Regions from separate parts of the Homo sapiens genome. Here all the other regions are linked to region 3. Evidence: read pairs that join two places in POLR2A ChIA-PET (ENCODE). Cell type or tissue: GM12878. All regions are shown on one strand. Region 1 overlaps AUTS2 (activator of transcription and developmental regulator AUTS2). Region 2 overlaps AUTS2 (activator of transcription and developmental regulator AUTS2). Region 3 overlaps AUTS2 (activator of transcription and developmental regulator AUTS2).

What was found. ChIA-PET counts read pairs that join two places held together with the same protein. Peaks named below come from ENCODE experiments on the same cell type or tissue, not always from the same donor. Only the 100,000 strongest peaks of a DNase experiment are listed, where the experiment ranks them.
Region 1: POLR2A ChIA-PET joins it to region 3 with 7 read pairs; 1 of 35 experiments calls an interaction of 5 or more read pairs at or near these places.
Region 2: POLR2A ChIA-PET joins it to region 3 with 5 read pairs; 2 of 35 experiments call an interaction of 5 or more read pairs at or near these places.

Annotation. Positions count from the first base shown.
Region 1 is chr7:69,838,570-69,842,569 of GRCh38, forward strand. All of the region lies in intron 1 of AUTS2 (activator of transcription and developmental regulator AUTS2), which reads left to right. Among named protein-coding and RNA genes, the nearest start is that of AUTS2, 240 kb to the left of the region's middle. RefSeq lists an enhancer at 1,954-2,073. In GM12878, no CTCF peak of the experiment used is centred here; a DNase peak (open chromatin) is centred at 1,918; H3K4me3 peaks cover 1,294 bases; H3K27ac peaks cover 1,535 bases.
Region 2 is chr7:70,542,858-70,546,857 of GRCh38, forward strand. All of the region lies in intron 5 of AUTS2 (activator of transcription and developmental regulator AUTS2), which reads left to right. Among named protein-coding and RNA genes, the nearest start is that of GALNT17, 590 kb to the right of the region's middle. In GM12878, no CTCF peak of the experiment used is centred here; no DNase peak of the experiment used is centred here.
Region 3 is chr7:69,737,324-69,741,323 of GRCh38, forward strand. All of the region lies in intron 1 of AUTS2 (activator of transcription and developmental regulator AUTS2), which reads left to right. Among named protein-coding and RNA genes, the nearest start is that of AUTS2, 140 kb to the left of the region's middle. In GM12878, no CTCF peak of the experiment used is centred here; DNase peaks (open chromatin) are centred at 1,208, 2,068 and 2,798; H3K4me3 peaks cover 1,118 bases; H3K27ac peaks cover 1,806 bases.

The sequences.
Region 1 (4,000 bases), 100 kb after region 3:
CTGTAGCTTGTCCAGAGTTACAAAGCTGGGCAGGAATAGTCCAGGACCCAAATCCCAGTCTTTTGTTGGCTGAACTATATTTGTTATTTAAAGATTCTTTTAGCAGTGGAACTCTTCTTTAAATGGAGATATTACTAGATAGCACAACCAAATAAAAAAAGTGGAAACTTAGCTGCTGTGGTTTAAGTGGGATAGGCCAGGCATTGACCATGCATTCCCTTTATTCAGCCCTTGCTGTGGCTTCTGAGAAAGCCACATGGAGCATAGTTTTATTTTATTTATTTTAATTTTTAGTCCCTACAACAAGACTCACAGTAGGGATATGATTTTAAACCCTGGCTCTAGTTAGGGATATGAGCTCCAGATTGCTCTCTTTTGGGTCACAATTAAAATCCTAACCGGCAACAGATATTTTTGGTCAGATCTGGTCATTCTCTCTGCCTCCGTACCCATTGGGGGCAAACTATGAAGCTTTTGTAGCTGCATTATTGTAGATTTGCAGGATTTCTGTTCGTAATCAGAATCGGGTATGTGTTAGAAAAAGGCCTTCCTGAGTGTATGAACCCCTTTGCCTGCTGACAGTCTCTGGGCTGGAGTTAACATTAACATCTGCATGCCCAGAGGACAGTGAATTGCTAACTTTTCACTGGCTTTCTTTTTGCTTGGACATTTTACAGTGCTCCAGGGTCATCATTCTGGGCAGTACTTACCTTGTAAGTACCTGATTTTGGCTCTTTTCTCACTCACTAGTCTGTGATCTAGTCTTCTCTCTGTGTCTGCAGAGTTCAGTCCCATTTCTGGAGCAAAGCAGTAGCTCAGTAAATGTCAGTGGAGTTTTTTGAATCACTTTTTATTATTCCAGATTATAGGCATATATGTATAGATCAAGTAGGCTGAATATGACTTAATCCCCAAGTTTCTTCTATAATAGGACCTTATTTTATCTCTCCAAGTAATGGAATAAAGGGATGGAAGCTGGTCTAGTTGGGGTTGTAGATTTATAAACAAGACATTAATCTGAAGCTTATATTCTTTTAGAGAGTTACAAGAAAACCCAAGATCTCCCCCCATCCCCAATTAAACACTTTGTTCTTTGTAAGGATAGTAGAGTAGTAGGAGTGGGGGTATTCAGGAAAGCAGGTCTTAAGGCAGAAGAATCACATCAACATCCCAAGTTCTATTCCTCACTGCCTCACGAATGGTCTGCTAGCCACCTGCAGTTGTTGTTGTTGTTGTTGTCGTGTTTTGTAGGTAAAGGAAATATGGCAGGAGAGTGAAGTATAAGAGGTCCAGGAGCTTGGTGGAGGTGGAGGAGAGGGGGGATGGGGAAAGATAAAGAGGCAGATAAGAAACAGGAATCATTGTAGACCAGTGGTTTTCAGAGTGTGGTCCCTGGACCAACAGCTTCAGTGTCAGCTGGGAACTTATTAGAAAGGCAAATTTGCTGGTTTCACTCTAGACCCAGTGAGTCAGGAACTCTGATGGGGGTGGGCAGCGTCTTTGAAAACCTTTACTTCACTAACTTTTTCCCCCTCTATCTTAAATATTCCCAATTGTTTTAGGTTTTAGTTGATTCCCATATTATACTTCAATTGTGTGTCAGTGAGTAGGTCTGTATTAAAGGAGAACTGTTGAGGAAACATAAAGAAATCTCTTTGTATTCCAAAAAGCGTTTCTCAGAGTTAAATTACATGTTTTGTTAGTGTCTGTTGCTTTTGTTCAGATTAAGCTCTGAAACAAAATTAAGATTCTCGTCAAGGCTTGAGCTTATTAATAGCTGTTTCATTTGTTTAGCGCTAATTTAAAATGTCTGATATCTGTAGAGGAAGTGCTTTATAAAAACACATACTTGTTAAGTGTTCCACTAGGAGAAGCACTGTGAAGTCCAAAGGATGTGGAGATTAGGCAAATAACTGTGGTTTTGTTGAGCTCTCTTCAGTGTAATATATGTGTGGGTGGGATAAGAACACTGGGCTTCACAGGTCGAAGAGGCTTCCACTGGTCAGATTTCAGACAATTTGTGCATTCAAGAGAATTACTGCAACTGAGTGTAAAACACTGAACAAATAAAAATTCTTGAACTCATAGTGATGAGAGATGGGGTGGGAGGAGAGAAAGAGACAGACAGACACTCTGGGCATCATTGGAGGTGACTATGATGTCAACTTCTCATTCTATAAATTGTAAATTACATGAAACAAACACCCTGTCTTTACTGAGAAACTGTAGTTCTTTCATGATTGGTAAGAGAAACCTCTGCTTTACAAATGGATGCTACCAAATAAAATATAGAAGGATACAGAATATCAGCATTTGCATCCTGCAGTGAAAATTTGAACAGGCAAGTGCCGTCAATGCAAAACTAGTTGAAAGCATGTTGGGGAACAGAATAATCTTATTAGAGAATAACCCACAAATTACCAGCAAAGGGGAAAGTATACCCTTAACAATGGCGGTCACCACCTTAACAAAGTGGTTCAACTTAGCATCACAGTGGTAGGATAGCCTGACAGTAGGAGCTTCCTGATGTGACGAACTACACAGCATCACCAACAATTTATGCCAAAAATGTTTAACCTGAATCTAACCAGGTGTATTAGGCTGTTCTTGCATGGCTATAGAGAAATGACTGACACTGAGTAATTTATAAGGAAAAGAAGTTTAATTGGCTCATGGTTTTGCAGGCTTTGCAGGAAGCATGGTGCTGGCATCTGCTCAGCTTCTAGAAGGAGGAGAGGGGTTGGCACATCACATGACGAAAGCAGGAGCAAGCAAGAGAGAGTGTGGGGGAGGTGCCACATACTTTTAAATGACCAGATCTTTCAAGAACTCACTATCACAAAGACAGCACCAAGCCATGAAGGATCCACTCTCATGATCCAAACACCTCCCACCACCAGCATTGGGGATTACAATTCAACATCAGGTTTGGGCAGGGACAGATATCCAAACTATAACACAAGGTTTACAGAAAATAGAAGGGTTTGAAAAACAAATTAATCCACACCAGGAAGAAACAGACCAAAAATGTGGGTCATTCTCAAGAAAACTGGTATGTCTGATCTTTTCAAAAAGCCAGTGTCGTGAAACAAATTGCTGGTGGGTATTACTCCGGATTACAAGAGACTAAGGGAACATAACAGTCAAATTCAGTGTACAAATCTTGATGGGATCTGGCTTAAAAATTATAACTGCTGTAAAAGATGTTTGAGGCAGTTGTAGAAATTTGAATATGGACTGGCTATCAGATAACATTAGGAACTTAATGTCTTAGGTGTGATAGTATTTTGGTTGTGTTAGGAAAATATCTTTATTCTTAGGAGTTGCTTATTAAGTATTTCATGAAAGTATCATATCTGCAATTCACTTTCACATGGTTCCATGAGAGAGACGAGTGCATAGATAAGGTGATTTTGGCAAAGTTTTAACAATTTTGAATCTAAATAGTAGGCATATGGGTGTTTGTTTTATATTTATATTTATATTCAGCATAGAGAAAGCTGTGAATTCAGGAAAAGTTTATATGTAATTTCTGAGATTTCTAGCTCATGCATGCATTTCTGTTTGAGAATGCCTTATCTAGAATTTTTTATCAAGAAATCTGAATGGTGTTTAAGAATATCTTATCTAGAAATATGTTGGCATCTTAATATTATGGTTTGGTAGATAAAATGGATTTTTTTAAAAAAAGACTTGCAAAGAAGTGGATGAAATGCTAATATAAGAAAATTAGATTTTATAAGGAACATGTGACCAGATAAACTTGTCCTAATTATTGTGAGTCTCTTTAAAGCACATACCTTAGGACATTGTGTGTTGACGCTTTTACTGTTCATAACATATTCTTTAAGAATTCTCTCAGAGCCTTAAGATGATTTGTTTTTGAGAAACATCTGAAGTCTCCTGTAGCTTATTCTGATGTTATGAAGTAAGTGACTAAATTTTGATCACAGAAGTGTGTGACAGGGAAGTAGTGGGATATTCTTTGCCCCTCTTTGTG
Region 2 (4,000 bases), 810 kb after region 3:
GGCATCAACTCCCTGACCTCCCCCTTCTCCAGAATGTTGCCTGGGTGATTGGGTAAGAGGATATAAATAGTAAGTGAAAAAAATAGATTCAGTTCCAAGCACTAAGGGGCTGAGACAACTAGACACTGTGGCAGTGCTACAGACCTTTAGATCATTTTTCTGACACTCTCTAGCTAAAAAGGAACATGGACAAGTGACACCCAAAAGTCCCTAGGCTTAAACCAACTGTCTTGTGGAAATATAATATAAGTATGAGCTATTCTGAGCAGGATGACAGGATTGGAATTCAGTAAAGTTTTAGATGGACTTTGAGATCCAAATAAGGGAGGAGTATTATAAAGAGCTCTATAAAAATGGTTTAAGGAAGGGTGTGGTGGCTAATGCTTGTAACCCCAGCACTTTGGGAGGCTGAGGTGGGTGGATCATTTGAGGTCAGGAGTTTGAGACCAGCCTGACCAAGATGGTGAAACCTCGTCTCTACTAAAAATACAAAAATTAGCCAGGCACCTATAATCCCAGCTACTCGGGAGGGGTGGTGGCGGGCACCTGTAATCCCAGCTACTCGGGAGGCTGAGGCACGAGAATCGCTTGAACCCGGGAGGCAGAGGTTGTGCTGAGCTGAGATCGCACCACTGCACTTGAGCCTAGGCGACAGAGTGAGACTCCATCTTGGGAAAAAAAAAAAAAAAAGGTTAAAAATGCCAAGCTAGCAGAGAGAGGGACTCAGACACACACACCTAAGTTGTTGCTCCAGCCTAAGCTGGCCCACCACTACCTGACTGCAGTTTGTTGCCTGTCCCGTCATGCTTGCCTTCAAAATGCCTTTGGATTGTTCACAAGCTCAGGAGCCATGGGCCTCCTCCTGTTGAGGGGTGTTTATTGTCTAAATCCCTTACATGTGAATTAAAAATAGGCAAAGGTAAAAAGGCAGGAGTTTTCTAACAGGTATGGGAGTGCTGTAGTAGGCCAGTGGCAAAGACTATCGCCATTTTCTTTGCCTGGGACTTGTTGAGTCTTTGAAGTCTACCTGAATTCCAGAGTCTAGGGCTTCTTGATTCCTTAGCAAGAGCAAAGGGATGTGTACCCTCTCTTTCAGGCTTTGGTGAATTAGACCTTGAGACTTCATAATTAAAATGGATTTAATAGAGGCAGGGAAGCTGGGATGTCTGCCCCAGTAAGCAGGCATCTTCTGTCAGAAGGAGAATGTGTCCTTTGTATTTAAACGGTTTCTCCAAAAGGCTCTAAATGAGATTTGGGACTTAAACAAGATTTGGTGTGATTTGCTAATTACCCAAGTTACTATTACCTGATTAACACAGGAATCCTCATAGTCTGTTGCAGTGCCTTTCTTCCGGGTGCCAGGAGGCTTGACATCTGTCACCTGTTCACTTGGAGGCATTTTAAGTAACCCAAATTATGTATGTCTTTTCTGCTTTAGGATTTGGTGCCTGATTTTTACATTTAAAAGTTAATAACTACCTAAAGGAGGTTTGCTGCCAAAATACAAGAGTGAAAACTGACAAATCTGTTTGTTGCTGACAGTGAGGTGGAGATCTTGGTTTATTCATTCCAACTAGTTAGGCCGAGAAATGATACACAGGACAGTACAGAGCTCTTCCTGGTGACCATCACAGGCATCAGGAATAAATCCCCTCAAATCTCACTTTGCCCCACCAACCTTAATTGAGGCCTCCGCTTGAGCAGTGACAGAACTGGAAGGGTTGGAACCAGAAAAGCTAAGTGTCTTTCTCAAAATCACACAGGCCTGCAGTTAGGATTTGTCTTTCGTTGTTTTTTATTTTCAAGATAATAAAAGGTTTCCACTTTGACCACCAGGAGACCATGCTGACTTTCATTTCAGAGATGGGGCTTCAGTGTGATAAAGTGATCTAGGTTAGAGTCTTAGCAGGTTTCCCTTGAGATCTGAATGGCTGCGGGGTGTGCTGGGGGCTCTGTACAGCAGCTGTTAACAGTTTTCTCCTTCCCATGAAGACGGCTTATTTACCTGGGTCTCAGTTCTGAAGATTGTTTCCAGGTATGCTGTGTACTGAAGGGACTGAGCGTGATCCAAGGAGCCTGGGACCTATGTACTTGGTGACCAGACTCTCCTCTCCAAAAGCAGGGACCCAGGGGACCTCATCCAGCATCCTGAGAAGCCTCGCTTTGGACAGGCCTGAAATTTCCCTTCCTTCATCCTAGCTCTTTCATCCAAGACAGTGATTCGGGAAACAGTATTTCAAAATTGAAATTCAGGCCTTGAATTTCAAGTCTAGAAGAACTGTCCAAATCATCGGTAGGAAGAGCTTGGAAGAAAGGGAAAGTCCCACTGTAATGCTAAAAGAGAGCCACCCAGCCAGGGATGGTCTGCATCCAGACCAGAGCACAGGTCAAAGGGAAAGCCGAGAGCAGTTCCCTAAGTTCTGGCATGGCTTTTGGACGCAAAGCAGCTGGGCTGCGGGCATGCTGTAAGGACAGAGGACCCTTTAGGGTTCCATCTCTTCGGAGAGAAAGTCCCTGCTGTTCCAGTTCACTGAGTGTTTAAGAGGAAATAACGGCCTGAGGCATAAGCCACTCACCCATATAAAGTGAATACTTCCTCAAGGGCACAAAGAGACCACTTGGTAAATGACTTCACCCACCTGCTTTAGATGGTGCTCCAGTGCACTGAGAATGTTAACCTCATTCACCCTTCTGTGGATGAGCAGATTATTCCTAGAAAATGGTCCGTTCATGTTTGACCAGGCATAGCCCCACTGTGAATGACAAAGTCTTTTTTGACCTCCCACGATCTTTCTCCCTTTCTGTCTCAGCCAAGCCTTTTCTTCTGGAAGGAGCTACTCTCTTTTGGCTAGACGATCATTCAGAGGAGTCACCTCTGTCCCTCCCCCTACTGATACATCTCAGGGTCTCAGAGCCGTTTATGTTCCCATTTTTGCATCTTGACATAGGGATGCAAAGATGGGAACATCAAGCATCAGTTCTTCCGAGCCTTCATAGAAGGAGTGGGGGGAGTGGGTAGACATGGAGATGAAACAAGACTGGCCATGGACTGATCATTGTGTAAGTCTGGAAATGGTTGCACAGGAGTTAATTTAACTACTTTGTTTACTTTCATATTGGTTTGAAATTTCCCATAACAATAAGCTAAAAACAGATAGTAAGGGATCTCAAGTGTCTTGGGCAGTGGTTTTCCCATTGCCACAATATATGTGGTGAATGGGCATTATCTGCTTGGAAAATTAACAAAATTAAAATTTACATATAGATCAGTGAAAACACTGCTACAGAGTTAACTTAAAATTTTAGCTGGGTGTGGTGGCTCATGCCTGTAATCCCAGCACTTTGGGAGGCTGAGGAATGTGGATTACTTGAGGTCAGGATTTCCAGACCAAGCTGGCCAACATGGTAAAACCCCATCTCTACTAAAAGTACAAAAATTAGCCAGACACAGTGGCTCACGCCTGTAATCCCAGCTACTTGGGAAGTTGAGGCAGGAGAATCGCTTGAACCCGGGAGGTGGAGGTTGCAGTGAGCCGAGATTGCACCACTGCACTCCAGCCTAGGCAACAGAGTGAGACTCTGTCTCAAAACAAATCAAAAAATTTAATATAATATGTGTTCATTATAAAAATCATTCAGGGCCAGGCGTGGTAGCTCATGCCTGTAATCCCAGCACTTTGGGAGGCCAAGATGGGCGGATCACGAGGTCAGGAGATTGAGACCATCCTGGCTAACACAGTGAAACCCCGTCTCTACTAAAAATACAAAAAAATTAGCCGGGCATGGTGGCGGGCACCTGTAGTCCCAGCTGCTGGGGAGGCTGAGGCAGGAGAATGGCATGAACCCGGGAGGTGGAGCTTTCAGTGAGCTGAGATCATGCCACTGCACTCCAGCCTGGGCGACAGAGCGAGACTCTGTCTCAAAAAAAAAGAAAAAAAAAAAATCATTCAGGTACAGCCAGAGAGAGCCACTGTAGATAGTTTGAAATCCAAAGACGTCT
Region 3 (4,000 bases):
TAATATGTTTGTTTATATATTCTTTACAATTATCCTAATTGTATAGATGAGGAAGAAATTGAGGCAAAGAGAGGTTAGATAACTTGCTCAAGGCCACCTAGCTAGTAAAAGTCGGGCAGAGTCACTGTGGTGTCCTCAGAAGCAAGTCCCTGCTTGGGCTAGCATTTTTGCCTAGTCCGGGTTATCTCCAGAACCTGGTCTGCTCCTCATTCCCATATCCCATTAGGAACAGTGGGCATCAGTTGCAAAAGTAGATGACAGTAACACACTCCCTAAGTCCCCAGTCTGCTCCTGGGAGGAGCAGCCTGCCTTGTTCATGGCAGTCATAGCCACAGGGGGATGTTTGAAAGACAGCCCCTTATACAGTGTCTATTGATTTTCTTCACCCTCTTGTTTTGCTCATCCATCCTGTTGTTCTAGGATGCTTATTTGTCATGCATAAAAGCCTTGTTACAGTGAACCCAAACAAGTCATTGACATTTAAAATTAAATTGCAACAGGTATTGTCAATAGCTAAACTGCTCATTGACAGTGCATTGCTAATTGCATTGAGAGAACATCCTAACTGGGTATATTCTGCCAAATCAAATCGGAAACATTGGCTGTCTACCAGCAAATTCATTTTGACTTGCACAGAGTTTGGGGATCCACAGATCCCTCACCAATCTCAAAATACTGTGTTTATGGAAACGCTAATTATTATTTTTTTTTTTGCTGAGGTTCTTTGCAGAGAAGGGGAATTCTGATCATCTTCACTGACTGCTAAGCCAGGAGTCAGAAACTGTGCCTTTGGAAGGGAGAGAACTACAGATTTGGGGTGGAGTAAAGTTCAATGCAAGGGGGTCATTTGGGGAGGTGGGCCATCAGGTTCTTTATCTGTAAATCTAAGCCATATCCTTGGATCCATTTTTTTTTTCCTTCTCTCCTTTTTCATCCCCTTCTCTCTCTTCTATAGGTACATGGGAGGGGGACAAGGGTGGAGACACTTAATTTTTATTAAGCACTGTTCGTGGTATTTTATGTGAATTAATTTGTTTACTTCCCACAATGACCCTGGGGAGCAGATATGCTATCAGGTAAAAAAACTAAGGCACAGAGAGGGTAAAACTCTTCGAAAGAGTCTTGTGGTTAGTCAGCTTCTGTGAGAGTGAGAGTGGGCTGCCCTGAGGCCATCTGTTCCCTCTCCCCAGCTGATATTTTTGTGCTCTCAGGGTAAACATTTAAGCCTGTGAGTTAAACTCAGCCTTGGACTAGCTGAGTTCCTCTGGAGGCCTTGCAAGTAGCAGTTTGGTTGGCAGGGCAATTAAGTATGCTAGGTGCACTGTGCTGAACCCCAGGAGGGAGGGAAGGAATGGAATCTAGTCTTTGCTTGCGTTATACATGCTTATTGGTTTGTGGCAGGCGTGATTGATGCCAGAATCAAAATGACTTAAAGCAGCTTCCCTTGAGAAGCACTACTCTAACGGTTTTTTTTCCTCTTTGTTGCCCTAGGTCCCTTGTGAATAGGATTTAGCTCTGATTCAGCTGCTGCTGTTCTTTTGGTAATCAGTGTGGAGGAAGGAGATGAGGGCTGCTATTAATGGCTTCTTATTTTGCATTCTCCTAATCAGATATCCTGCAGTTATTAGTGTGAATGCAAGATGTTCGGTGGTGTCCCTGGGTGGTTTTCTTAGGTGTACTGGACTGTTAGCTTTCTAAGATGGAATGTTTTATTAGGTTCTGGCCTAGGGGGTTGGTTAGATGGGTGGAGGTTGTTAAAAAGCACTAAAGAAAAGGAATAGGATATAAAACCAATCTTCAGGGGGTGGGAATAACAACCCACCACCTTCACTTCCCTCCCCTCCTGCCCTGAAAACCTTATCTTGCTAATACCCTTCAGATATTAAAAGTGAAATAACAGAGCTATTTACTAGGCAGCTAAATGCAAATTCTCTCCCCCATTAGTTTTAATTAGGATGAAATCATACATTTAAATAACCACTTCTATTACTAATAACTGAACTTCTGATTCACTCTGAACCCAGGCAAATGCCTCTTCTGGTATGAATGGCCCACCTCTGAGTCATTCCGCACCTGCATATTGACACAGCCAGGCTCCTGATGTGGGTACACACATCTGGGATTTAAGGGCATGACTGGCATGTTGAATCTTGGGTATAAAGCTTTCTGCACTATACCCTGGGGACAAACAGGATAGCTCAACTGGAGAATAAAGAGCTTGCAAGCTCAAAAGAAAACAACAACCAAAAATACCTCAACCAAATTCTGCTCTTGCTTCTATCCTACTGTTTCTTTAGGTGTTTAAAGGGCTGTAGTTTTAAAAATCTCCCACCCACCTCATCTTTTTAAGTAAATGTCACAACAGTACTATGTCAATACAGTTGAAAATAAGTATTTGAGTTGAAAGAATTGGCTCTTTGAGGCTTTAACTATCAGATTTGTGCTAATTCTTTACTGTTTCCTTGACATAGTATATGCAGTCTGTGCTAAGAGAGTATGGATGTTGTCGTCGGTGTATAGAATGGTGGCTGTTGTAAACTTCTGTATGTTGGGGAAGGATTGAACCTGCTGTCTGGAGAATTAGAAACCAGCAGCTTGACTTAAATCCCTCAGTGTCACAACCAGCTAATGAAGGAGAGGACTGCTAAACTCCCAGTGGTCTTTGTGGCTACGAGGACTTACTCAAGTTTGAGACTATCTTTAGTGGGCCAATGACGTAGGAACACAATCAGCAGAGGACATGTAGTTTACAGCAGCCTGTAATGTGCCAGAGACATGACTAGCTGCCTCTTTGGCCCTGGGGAAGTGTGTCTGGCCCTGCTTGCATCCTCTGTGAGTGGGAATTGTGCCAGACACCAGCTAGACATGACCAGCTGCTTCTTCGATGTTCTGTGGACATGATTGGCTGTAGCTTTTGATCAGGACAGTGTTCCTAATGAAGTGTGACCAGCGTCATTTAGACAGGAAAGAATGACAGCTGATGTGCAAGAATTTTTCTTGATTGGCAGCATTTGGAACTAGTAACCAGAGAAGGTAGGTGGGGGGAGGAGAAGCCAGCTCTGATTGACAAGAGCTTATCTTTATTTAATCTACTTCTGAGGCACTGAAGTTGAAATCTTAGGCAAGTGAAAGAAAGGAAGACACAATTGTGAAACATAATTAAAGATTCTTGACAAAAACATACTTAAATCAGAAATGTCTTTTTTTTTTCTTTTTTGAGATGGAGGTTTGCTCTTGTTGCCCAGGCTGGAGTGCAATGGTGTGATCTTGGCTCACTGCAACCTCCACCTCCCGGGTTCAAGGAATTCTCCTGCCTCAGCCTCCCAAGGAGCTGGGATTACAGGCGCCTGCCACCATGCCTGGCTAATTTTTTTGTATTTTTAATAGAGACGGACTTTCACCATGTTAGGCTGGTCTCAAACCCCTGACCTTAGGTAATCTGCCCGCCTCGGCCTCCCAAGGTGCTGGGATTATAGGCATGAGCCACTGCGCCCGGCCAGAAATGTCTTTCAATAGGAGAGCAATGCAGAGTTTAGGTGTGAGGTTATCACTGCTCCTTCGGCTATGAGAAAGAGCTTTTGCCCAGGGATTGTTAATTTTTAGGCAAAATTTAAAGTGGCGATGGGCTTGGATAGTTCTAGCAATAAAAAAAGTTCTGCTTCTAGTTACCATCTTGTTGACTTTCCAACCTACTTGGAAAGATTTCCTTTGGAGAGGCCAAAAACAAGTGCTGTGTATGGAGTGTGGCCTGTGGTGGTAATTTCTCATCAACTCTTGATCCACTGAGGATTTAAATCTTAAGTCTTCATGTGCTTTGAGAAAAGATGACAAGCGGAAATAGTATGTTTGTTTCCTAAGGACACACATGTGATTTCTGAGAGCTGATTGTATGCAATGTGGTGGTATTCTTTTGCAAATAGGCTTGGGAACTTGGCATCCTGGATTCGAATCTGGGCACCACCATTTTCCAGCTCATTCCTTCTTATTCAACTCCACCCCA